Regions from separate parts of the Homo sapiens genome. Here region 2 is linked to region 1. Evidence: chromatin contacts called from ENCODE Hi-C or POLR2A ChIA-PET data. All regions are on one chromosome and are shown on one strand. Each heading gives the region's core, a stretch centred on a gene start or an enhancer-like site at or near the end of the contact. The rest is flanking DNA. Distances are from core to core; before and after follow the strand shown. Region 1 has its middle 21 kb from the start of CUX1. Region 2 overlaps CUX1 (cut like homeobox 1).

Region 1 (4,390 bases), core at 908-3,407:
AGGCCAGGTGCAGTGGCTCACGCCTGTAATCCCAGCACTTTGGGAGGCTGAGGTGGGCGGATCATGAGGTCAGGAGATTGAGACCATCCTGGCTAACACAGCGAAACCCCGTCTCTACTAAAAATACAAAAAATTAGCCGGGCGTGGTGGCGGGTGCCTGTAGTCCCAGCTACTCAGGAGACTGAGGCAGGAGAATGGTGTGAACCCGGGAGGTGGAGCTTGCAGTGAGCCGAGATTGCGCCACTGCACTCCAGCCTGGGCGACAGAGCAAGACTCCATCTAAAAAAAGAAAAAAAGAAAAGCAGAAGGGTCTGGGCTGTCGTTCCCAATCTTTCCCTCTTTCTGATGCACAGTGAGGGTCCAGTCACGTGGTGTCCACTTCTATCATCTCTCCACCATCCATGACCTAGAAGCTGCCCAAGGCAGAAACTGGGCTTTACGGACCTGATTTCTGTATCATCATTTTTTGTTTTTTTTTGAGACGGAGTCTCACTCTGTCACCCAGGCTGGAATGCAATGGCGTGATCTCAGCTCACTGCAACCTCCACCTCCCAAGTTCAAGCAATTCTCCTGCCTCAGCCTCCCGAGTAGCTGGGACTACAGGCACATGCCACCACACCCAGCTAATTTTTGTATTTTTAGTAGACATGGGGTTTCACCATGTTGGCCAGGATGGTCTCGATCTCTTGACCCTGTGATCCTTCTGCCTCGGCCTCCCAAAGTGCTGGGATTACATTGCACCCAGCCCTGCATCACCTTCTTAAGCCCCTTTTTTCCGGCCCCACCTAATACCACGCATGTCAGGGTTGCCTGGCCTAGCACAGCACAGCCTAGCCTGGAGGAGAAGTCCATACTTACCTATGCCTGGTGGGGGATGCCGCCTTCACCAAGGTGTGAGCCCATGGAGGCTGGCCTCCTTTAAGAGTCTGGCCAGAGGACTTGAGGTGGCCTAAACACACCATGAGCAGACTAATGATACCAAAGTGGAACCAGAATGATAAGTCCTAGCTCCCCAAAATTTGAGCATCTATTCTGTGCCAAACACTATAGCAGACATTTTATTATTTATATGTTTATTTATTTTGAGACAGAGTTTTGCTCTTGTCACCCAGGTTGGAGTGCAATGGCGTGATCTCGGCTCACTGCAACCTCTACCTCCCAGTTCAAGCAATACCTCAACCTCCTACGTAGCTGGGATTACGGGTGCCCGCCACCATGCCCAGCTAATTTTTGTATTTTTAGTAGAGATGGGGTTTCATCATGTTGCCCAGGTTGCTCTTGAACTCCTGACCTCAGGTGATCCACCAGCCTTGGCCTCCCAAAGTGCTGGGATTACAGGCATTAGTCACCCCATCTGGCCTATGCTACTTACTTCCAATACCCTACCATTGTCCTTTTAGTGATGACCATACCCAGGCGATCTCGATGCCCAAGATTTAAGGTGCAGGAAATCCCACTGGAGTTCAGAGCTGCTGCTTTTTTTTTTTCCTCCAAGAGAAATTGTTGAAGTCAAACTTGACCAAGTTCTTTCTGCAAACTGGATGCCTTCACATGCCTGTCTCCAGATCCATGCTTCAAGGCTAAGTGTTATTAATAAAAGTAATGCAGATTGGGAGGCCGAGGCAGGCGGATTATGAGATCAGGAGTTCGAGACCACCCTGGCCAACATGGTGAAACCCCTCTCTACTAAAAATAGAAAAATTGGCCGGGCGTGGTGGCGGGCATCTGTAATCCCAGCTACTTGGGAGGCTGAGGCAGGAGAATCTCTTGAACCCAGGAGGCGGAGGTTGCAGTGAGCTGAGATTGTGCCACTGCACTCCAGCCTGGTGACAGAGCGAGACTCCATCTCAAAAAAAAAAAAAAAAAAAAAAGCCATCCTGGCTAACACGGTGAAACCCCGTCTCTACCAAAAATACACAAAAATTAGCCAGGTGTGTGGCAGACACTTGTAGTCCCAGCTGCTCAGGAGGCCGAGGCAGGAGAATGGCGTGAACCCGAGAGGTGGAGCTCGCAGTGAGCCGAGATCGCGCCACTGCACTCCAGCCTGGGTGACAGAGCGAGACTCTGTCTCAAAGAAAAAAAAAAAAAGTAATGGAGAAGCTGAAGGTTACCCAACTCGTTTCCTGGGCTTGCTTCTCTCTGTCACAGTTCCCTGACAATGATGAAAGCCTGTTCTTTCCAGCCCTCGGCCTCTGTTGGTCCTCACTTTGCAAATGTCTTTCCCAATCTTCACCCACACCAGAAACTCCACGTCTCCCCATGAGAGTTCCCAGGACACCCCGTGAGCCGTTTGCAAGAGAGTGTATCACCTTTAACTCGCCCCTGTCTGTTGCAGGAAACAGGGGTCAGACTGTTCTACGCTTTGAGCACATGGCCTTTGAGGCTTCTCACTTGATCCTCAGAGCTAAATGCTCTCAGATCAGAACAGCAAAGGACTTCGGCCTCAGACCCAGCAAGAGATGTTGTCATTGCATACAATCAGCCAGGAATGCCTTCATTCATTCTACACATCTTTATTGACACAGCCTGGCCCTGAAGTCAAAAGAATGAGAAAGGAGGAAGACAGGCTTGGTGCCTGCCTCCCTGTGTTTAGAGGTTAGCAGAAAAAGAACTAAATCAGGGATGCATTAGAATTATGGTATTACGCCACCATGGAATACTATGCAGCCATAAAAAAGAATGAGTTTGGCCGGGCACAGTGGCTCACCCCTGTAATCCCAGCACTCTGGGAGGCTGAGGCAGGTGGATCACCTGAGGTCAGGAGTTTGACACCAGCCTGACCAACATGCTAAAACCTCGCCTCCACTAAAAATACAAAATTAGCCAGGCATAGTGGTGCATGCATGTAATTAATCCCAGCTACTTGGGAGGCTGAGGCAGGAGAATCACTTGAACCTCGGAGGCAGAGGTTGCAGTGAGCCGAGATGGCACCACTGCACTCCAGCCTGGGCAACAAGAGAGAAACTCCATCTCAAAAAAAAAATAAAGAAAGAAAGAATGAGTTAATGTCCTTTGCAGGGACATGGATGAAGCTGGAAGCCGTCATTCTCAGCAAACTAACACGGGAACAGAAAACCAAACACCGCATGTTCTCCCTCATAAGTGGGAGTTGAACAATGAGAACACATGGACACAGGGAGGGGAACATCACACACCGGGGCCTGTTGGGGGGTGGGGGGGCAAGGAGAGAGAGAACATTAGGACAGATGTCTAATGCATGCGGGGCTTAAAACCTAGATGACAGGTCGATAGGTGCAGCAAACCACCATGGCACATGTATACCTATATAGCAAACCTGCACTTTCTGCACATGTATCCCAGAACTTAAAATTTTTTAAAAAAATTATGGTATTATGCATACTAGGCTGGGTGTGGTGGTTCATGCCTGTAATCCTAGCACTTTGAGAGGCCGAGGGGGGTGGATCGCCTGAGCTCAGGAGTTCAAGACCACCCTGGGCAACATGATGAAATCACGTCTCAACTAAAATGCAAAAAATCAGCCAGGCGTGGTGGCGCACCTGTAGTCCAGCTACTCAGGAGGCTGAGGCAAGAGAATTGCTTGAGCCCGGGAGGTGGAGGTAGCAGTGAGCTGAGATCACGCCACTGCACTGCACTCCAGCCTGGGCGATGAAGCGAGACGCTGTCTCAAAAAAAAAAAAAAAAAAGAAAGAAAGAAAAGTGTGGTATTATGCATACTAACAACAGGGAAAAGTGAACCAGCTCCCAACTGAATCCTACTTTGCTAAGTTGTGTACATGTTTTCTTTATTCATTTCCATTCACTTATGTACAAGTTAAATATATATTTTTTAATTCCTGCTGTATCCGTCAGGGGACTAGCAGGAAACAGAATCAAACAGGGACGATTTAAGAGAAGTTAAGAAGGGACTAGGAGGCTGGCTGTGGTGGCTTACGCCTGTAATCCCAACACTTTGGGAGGATTGCTTGAGTCCAGGAGTTTGAGGCCAGCTTGGGCAATATAGCAAGACCCCATCACTATAAAGATTGTTTTTGGTTGGCCACGGTGGCTCACGCCTGTAATCCCAGCACTTTGGGAGGCCGAGGCAGGCAGATCACTTGAGGTCAGGAGTTCGAGACCAGCCTGGCCAGCATGGTGAAACCCCATCTGTACTAAAAATATAAAAAACTAGATTGGCATGGTGGTGCTTGCCTGTAGTCCCAGCTACTCGGGAGGCTGAGGCAGAAGGATTGCTTGAACCCGGCAGACAGAGGTTGCAGTGAGCCAAGATCGAGCCATTGCACTCCAGGCTGGACAACAGAGCAAGACTCTGTCTCAAAAAAAAAAAAAAAGGTTTTTTTTTTTGTTTTTTTTTTAATAGCTGGGCATGCACCTGTAGTCCCAGCTACTCAGGAGGCTGAGGCAAGAGGAT
Region 2 (4,391 bases), core at 887-3,386, 190 kb after region 1:
TGAGATTCCATCTCTACAAAAAAATAAAATTTAGCCAAGTGTGGTGGCATGCACCTGTGGTCCCAGCTACTCGGAAGGCCAAGGCAGGAGGATTGCTTCAGTCCTGGAGGTTGAGGCTGCAGTAAGCTATAATCGTGCCATTCCAGCCTGGGAAACAGGGTGAGATCCTGTCTCAAAAAAAAAATAATAATAATAATAATAATATTTGTAGGGGAAGGACACTCAGATTTCCTACTGGAAGCAAGGCTTCCTCATTCCATCAGATTCTGCTCCTCCTCCAAGGCTCGGCTCAGGGGCCTGCCCCTCCATGAACCTTCCCAGCCCTCAGCCCCCTTCCTTCCTATTCCCCCAGCACCGACGTCACCTCATCCTGCCCGACTCTGTAGCATGCAGGCCTCCGTCCTCCACCCAGCTGCAGAACCGGAGACCTCAGGTGGTATCTGGTTCCACGTGTCCCCAATGGCACCTCGCCTGGAACGATGTCTGCGCCGACCAGTGATAACAATCGAAATAGCAGGCGTGGCTGACCGTGTGCCGAGGCTCGGCGTGCCGCACTGGCCAGCCGTGATTTCATCTCAGCCTCTAGCATCCTGCTGGGGTAGGTTAATAATCCCTGGATTTCTCAGATGGGAAATGTTAGGAAAGTCTGTAAGCCCCCATGGAAGGTCCCGGAGCCCAAATTCAAACCCGAGTGGAGCGTTCTGTTGCTTCACTGTGCTCTGGTGTGAATTTTAATGTAAGGCCCTGGCATTTAAGAGCTCGAAGACACCATGGAGGTGGAGAGCTCAGCCCTGTCATTGGATGGAAGCTGAGACTGGTGAGATTCTCACCGGGGCTTTTGCAGGGAGTTTGGGGGAATTTTGAAGGTGGTACAGGTGTTCTGACCCCAACACCATCTCCTCCAGCTGGGCCACACACTTATTTCCTGCTCCTACCCCCGTCCTTCCCACCCCTTGGATTCTGGGTGTACAGAAGAGTGGGCACATGCTAAGGTCAGCCCTGGGTTAGCCTCATGGACAAGGTGGGCCTGGAGCAGGAACCCGCCTGATAGAAGACACTCAAAGTCTGTCCGTACACGCTCGGTGTGGGCATCGCTTGCACGCAGGTGCAGCTTTTGCTGTGGGAAACCACTTTAAATGAATTGATAGCCTCACCACAGTGGAGCCATGGCCCGACTGTGGAGAGACTCCATTGTAGAGAAATATTTGAGTGAAAGGTTTCATGTCAGAATAGCATCTGCATGCAAATAAGAGGCATGGGCGGGTGCAGTGGCTCACACCTGTAATTCCAGCTACTTGAGAGGCAGAGGCAAGATGATCTCTTGAACCCGGGATTTTGAGACCAGCCTGGACAACATGGTAAGACCCCATCTCTTAAGGAAAAAAAAAAGGTTTAAATTAGCTGGGCGTGGTAGTCCCCGTAGATGAAGTTATTTGGGAAGCTGAGGCAAAAGGATTGCTTGAGCCCTGGAGTTCAAGGCAGTAGTGAGCTATGATTGTGCCACTGCATTCCAGACTGGGCAACAGAGCCAGACCCCATCTCTTTTGTTTGTTTGTTTGTTTGTTTGTTTGTTTTGTTTTTTTGAGATGGAATCTCACCCAGGCTGGAGTGCAGTGGTGAGATCTTGGTTCACTGCAACCTCCGCCTCCTGGGTTCAAGCGATTCTCCTGCCTCAGCCTCCCAAGTAGCTGGGATTACAAGTGCCCACCACCATGTCTGGCTAATTTCTGTATTTTTAGTAGAGATGGGGTTTCACCATGTTGGCCAGGCTGATCGTGAACTCCTGACTTCAAGTGACGCTCCCACCTCGGCCTCCCAAAGTGCTGGGATTACAGGTGTGAGTCACCGCGCCTGGCCCAGACCCCATCTCTTTAAAACAAAAAAGTACATGGGATAAATGGGGAAAACACTCTTGAGACAAGACCAAAACATACAGTGGCTGCTAAATGTCAGTGCCATGAGCCCAGGGTTCTCCTACATCCCCTTCCGTGGTCAGGGAGGACTGCTGGGCTCTGTGTCTTCTGTGATTCTCCCCTGGCTCTGAGCCCTTTGCACCTGCAACTCACAGCGCCGCTCAGGTCCCTGGGGGTAAAGTGCCATAGGATAAAAGCCACAGGAGGGTTTTGAAATGCTCTTTTCCTCTCAGATATGTATTTCCGCATCTTTACGGAGTCTCATCAACGCTTTTTAAACCTCCCCTGGGATTTGAACCAGCGCCCATAGATACAGGTGGCTTGTCAGGTCAGCTAGGTGCTGCTACTGAGGCAGCATCTGTCCCTAGCCCCGCACCCACAGGTTCAGAAGGGGAACGCTTCCCCCGGGTGGCTTATGAGATCCAGTACTTCTAGTTTCACTTCTTTAAAAATACCGTAAAAAAGAAAAAGGCTGTCAAAACACAAGCAGTGTTTGAAACGAAGCTTTGTAGGTCCCCCTACACCACCACCGTCGTGGGCAGCATAGCGGATGAGTTCTGGGACACCAGCTAAAATGTGGGCAAGAGAAGCCAGGGCGCGTAGCAGATGTGTGTGTGTATCTTTATGGGATTCAAGTCATGTCTCTGTTTTGTTGACCAACTTCCGCTAGAATTCATAGCCATCTAGCCTATGTATTGGATTTTTATTTCTGTGATGTCTGCTTCTTTTAAAAATATCAGTTGGGGCCGGGTGTGGTGGCTCATGCCTGTAATCACAGCACTTTGGGTGACCGAGGGGGGTGGATCACTTGAGGTCAGGAGTTCCAGACCCACCTGGCCAATATGGCCAAACCCTGTCTCTACTAAAAATACCAAAATTAGCTGGACGTGGTGGTGTGCACCTGTAATCCCAGCTACTCGGGAGGCTGAGGCAGGAGAATCACTTGAACCCGGGAGGCAGAGGTTGCAGTGAGCTGAGATCGCGCCACTGCACTTCAGCCTGGGGAACAGAGTGAGACTTCATCTCAAAAAAAAAAAAAAAAAAATCAGTTAGTAGCCAGGCACCATGCACACACCTATAGTCCCAGCCACTCAGGAGGCTGGAGGATCACTTGAGTTCAGGAGTTCAAGACCAGTCTGGGCAACATAGCAAGACCTCATCTCTACAAAAAATAAAAAATTAGCAGGGCATGGTGGCACATGCCTGGAGTCCCAGCTCCTTGGGGGAGGCAGGAGCATCTCTTGAGCCCAGGAGTCCGAGACCAACTTGGGCAACATAGTGAGATTCCGTTTCAAAAATATGTATCAGTAGGTTAATCTAGACTTTGTTTACATGGGCCAAGTGGCCAAGGTCACATCTTAGAGTTGTGGACTGTATAATCAGGTAAGTGTGGCTACAGTCACAGAAAGTCAGGGTAGAAAGAGGCTTGGAGGGGGGTGCACTTCTTCTAGCCAGAGCTTTCCTACTGAGCTCCTTAAAGCACAGGGGAAAGTGGGACGGGGTTGGGGGGCAACCTAAAACCCACCCCCTCCCATCTTCAACCAGTGCGACCCTGTTTTTACCTGCTCAGCAGTATTGTGCATCCCTGTAAAATTTTATTTGAAAATGGCCTTCTGCAGTTAAAACTACAAAAAAAGGTTGAAAGTGGCCAACTTAAACTCCACTCTGTTTCTTTTTTGATTGGGGAGACTGGTGTGCATAGAAGGGAGGTGTCAGCTAACGAGACTGTTACCTCACCACAGATGCCCACCCGTGGGTGATGGAGCTCCCAAGTCCTGGGCCACACCCTACGTGCCCCATGCCCAGCAAGTTGGGTGGGGGAGGGGTCAGTACATGTTTGTAAGATAAAGAAAAACATCCTTCCCAATCAGCCGTATTACCCAGAGGGTGATACTGATTTAGATCTTATTTCAGTTTGGTTAGAGAAGCTCAGGTACCAGTGAGCAGAAGTCTGGCCATTGTGGTGGCTTCTGGAAGATGATGTGCCATACTGTTAGCAGGGGTGCAATTTGGGGTGTGAGGCCACCAGAGCTTTGATTTCCGCCCCCGCCGCCCCCCTCCAACCCCCGCCCCGCCGGATTATTTGGAGTTTTTTTATTGTTGTTCATGGTAATTACCTGCTATTAGACAACAATCTAGTTCCATTTGCAATAGGGAATAATACGTCTGTGACACAGTCTCCAGACTTAGGGAGCCTCTGGCCACCCCGAGGGGGCCCTGGTCATTCTGCTGCTGGTCATGCCTAGCTCTGGGTGGCCGACTAGGTGGCCTGGGCGGGAGGGTCCACTCTTTGCCTTTATAAAAAGAAGGGCTTGGGCCAGGCGTTGTGGTTCATGCCTGTAATCCCAGCACTTTGAGAGGCCAAAGCAGGAGGATCACCTTAGGTCAGGAGTTCAAGACCAGCCTGACCAACATGGCAAAACCCCGTCTCTACTAAAAAATACAAAAGTTAGCCGGGTGTGTGGTGGGTACCAGTAA

Evidence for each region. A loop is a pair of places that touch in the nucleus more often than their neighbours do. ChIA-PET counts read pairs that join two places held with the same protein, here RNA polymerase II (POLR2A).
Region 2: a loop to region 1 is called in a map of OCI-LY7, with 3 times the contacts of the local background. The contact joins two enhancer-like sites. A Hi-C loop is called at or near these places in 1 of 168 maps with a recorded cell type or tissue (OCI-LY7). POLR2A ChIA-PET finds 5 or more read pairs at or near these places in 1 of 52 experiments (OCI-LY7).

The regions. Positions count from the first base shown.
Region 1 is chr7:101,794,819-101,799,208 of GRCh38, forward strand. No RefSeq gene overlaps it. Among named protein-coding and RNA genes, the nearest start is that of CUX1, 21 kb to the right of the region's middle. Within about 2 kb of position 2,158, at least 2 of the 41 ENCODE cell types and tissues checked have a DNase peak (open chromatin) inside an H3K27ac peak, as active enhancers do; they include OCI-LY7, where a contact is called at or near this core.
Region 2 is chr7:101,988,820-101,993,210 of GRCh38, forward strand. The region is part of intron 2 of CUX1 (cut like homeobox 1); the gene reads left to right. Among named protein-coding and RNA genes, the nearest start is that of CUX1, 170 kb to the left of the region's middle. RefSeq lists enhancers at 114-923, 819-868, 2,408-2,467. Within about 2 kb of position 2,137, at least 5 of the 41 ENCODE cell types and tissues checked have a DNase peak (open chromatin) inside an H3K27ac peak, as active enhancers do; they include OCI-LY7, where a contact is called at or near this core.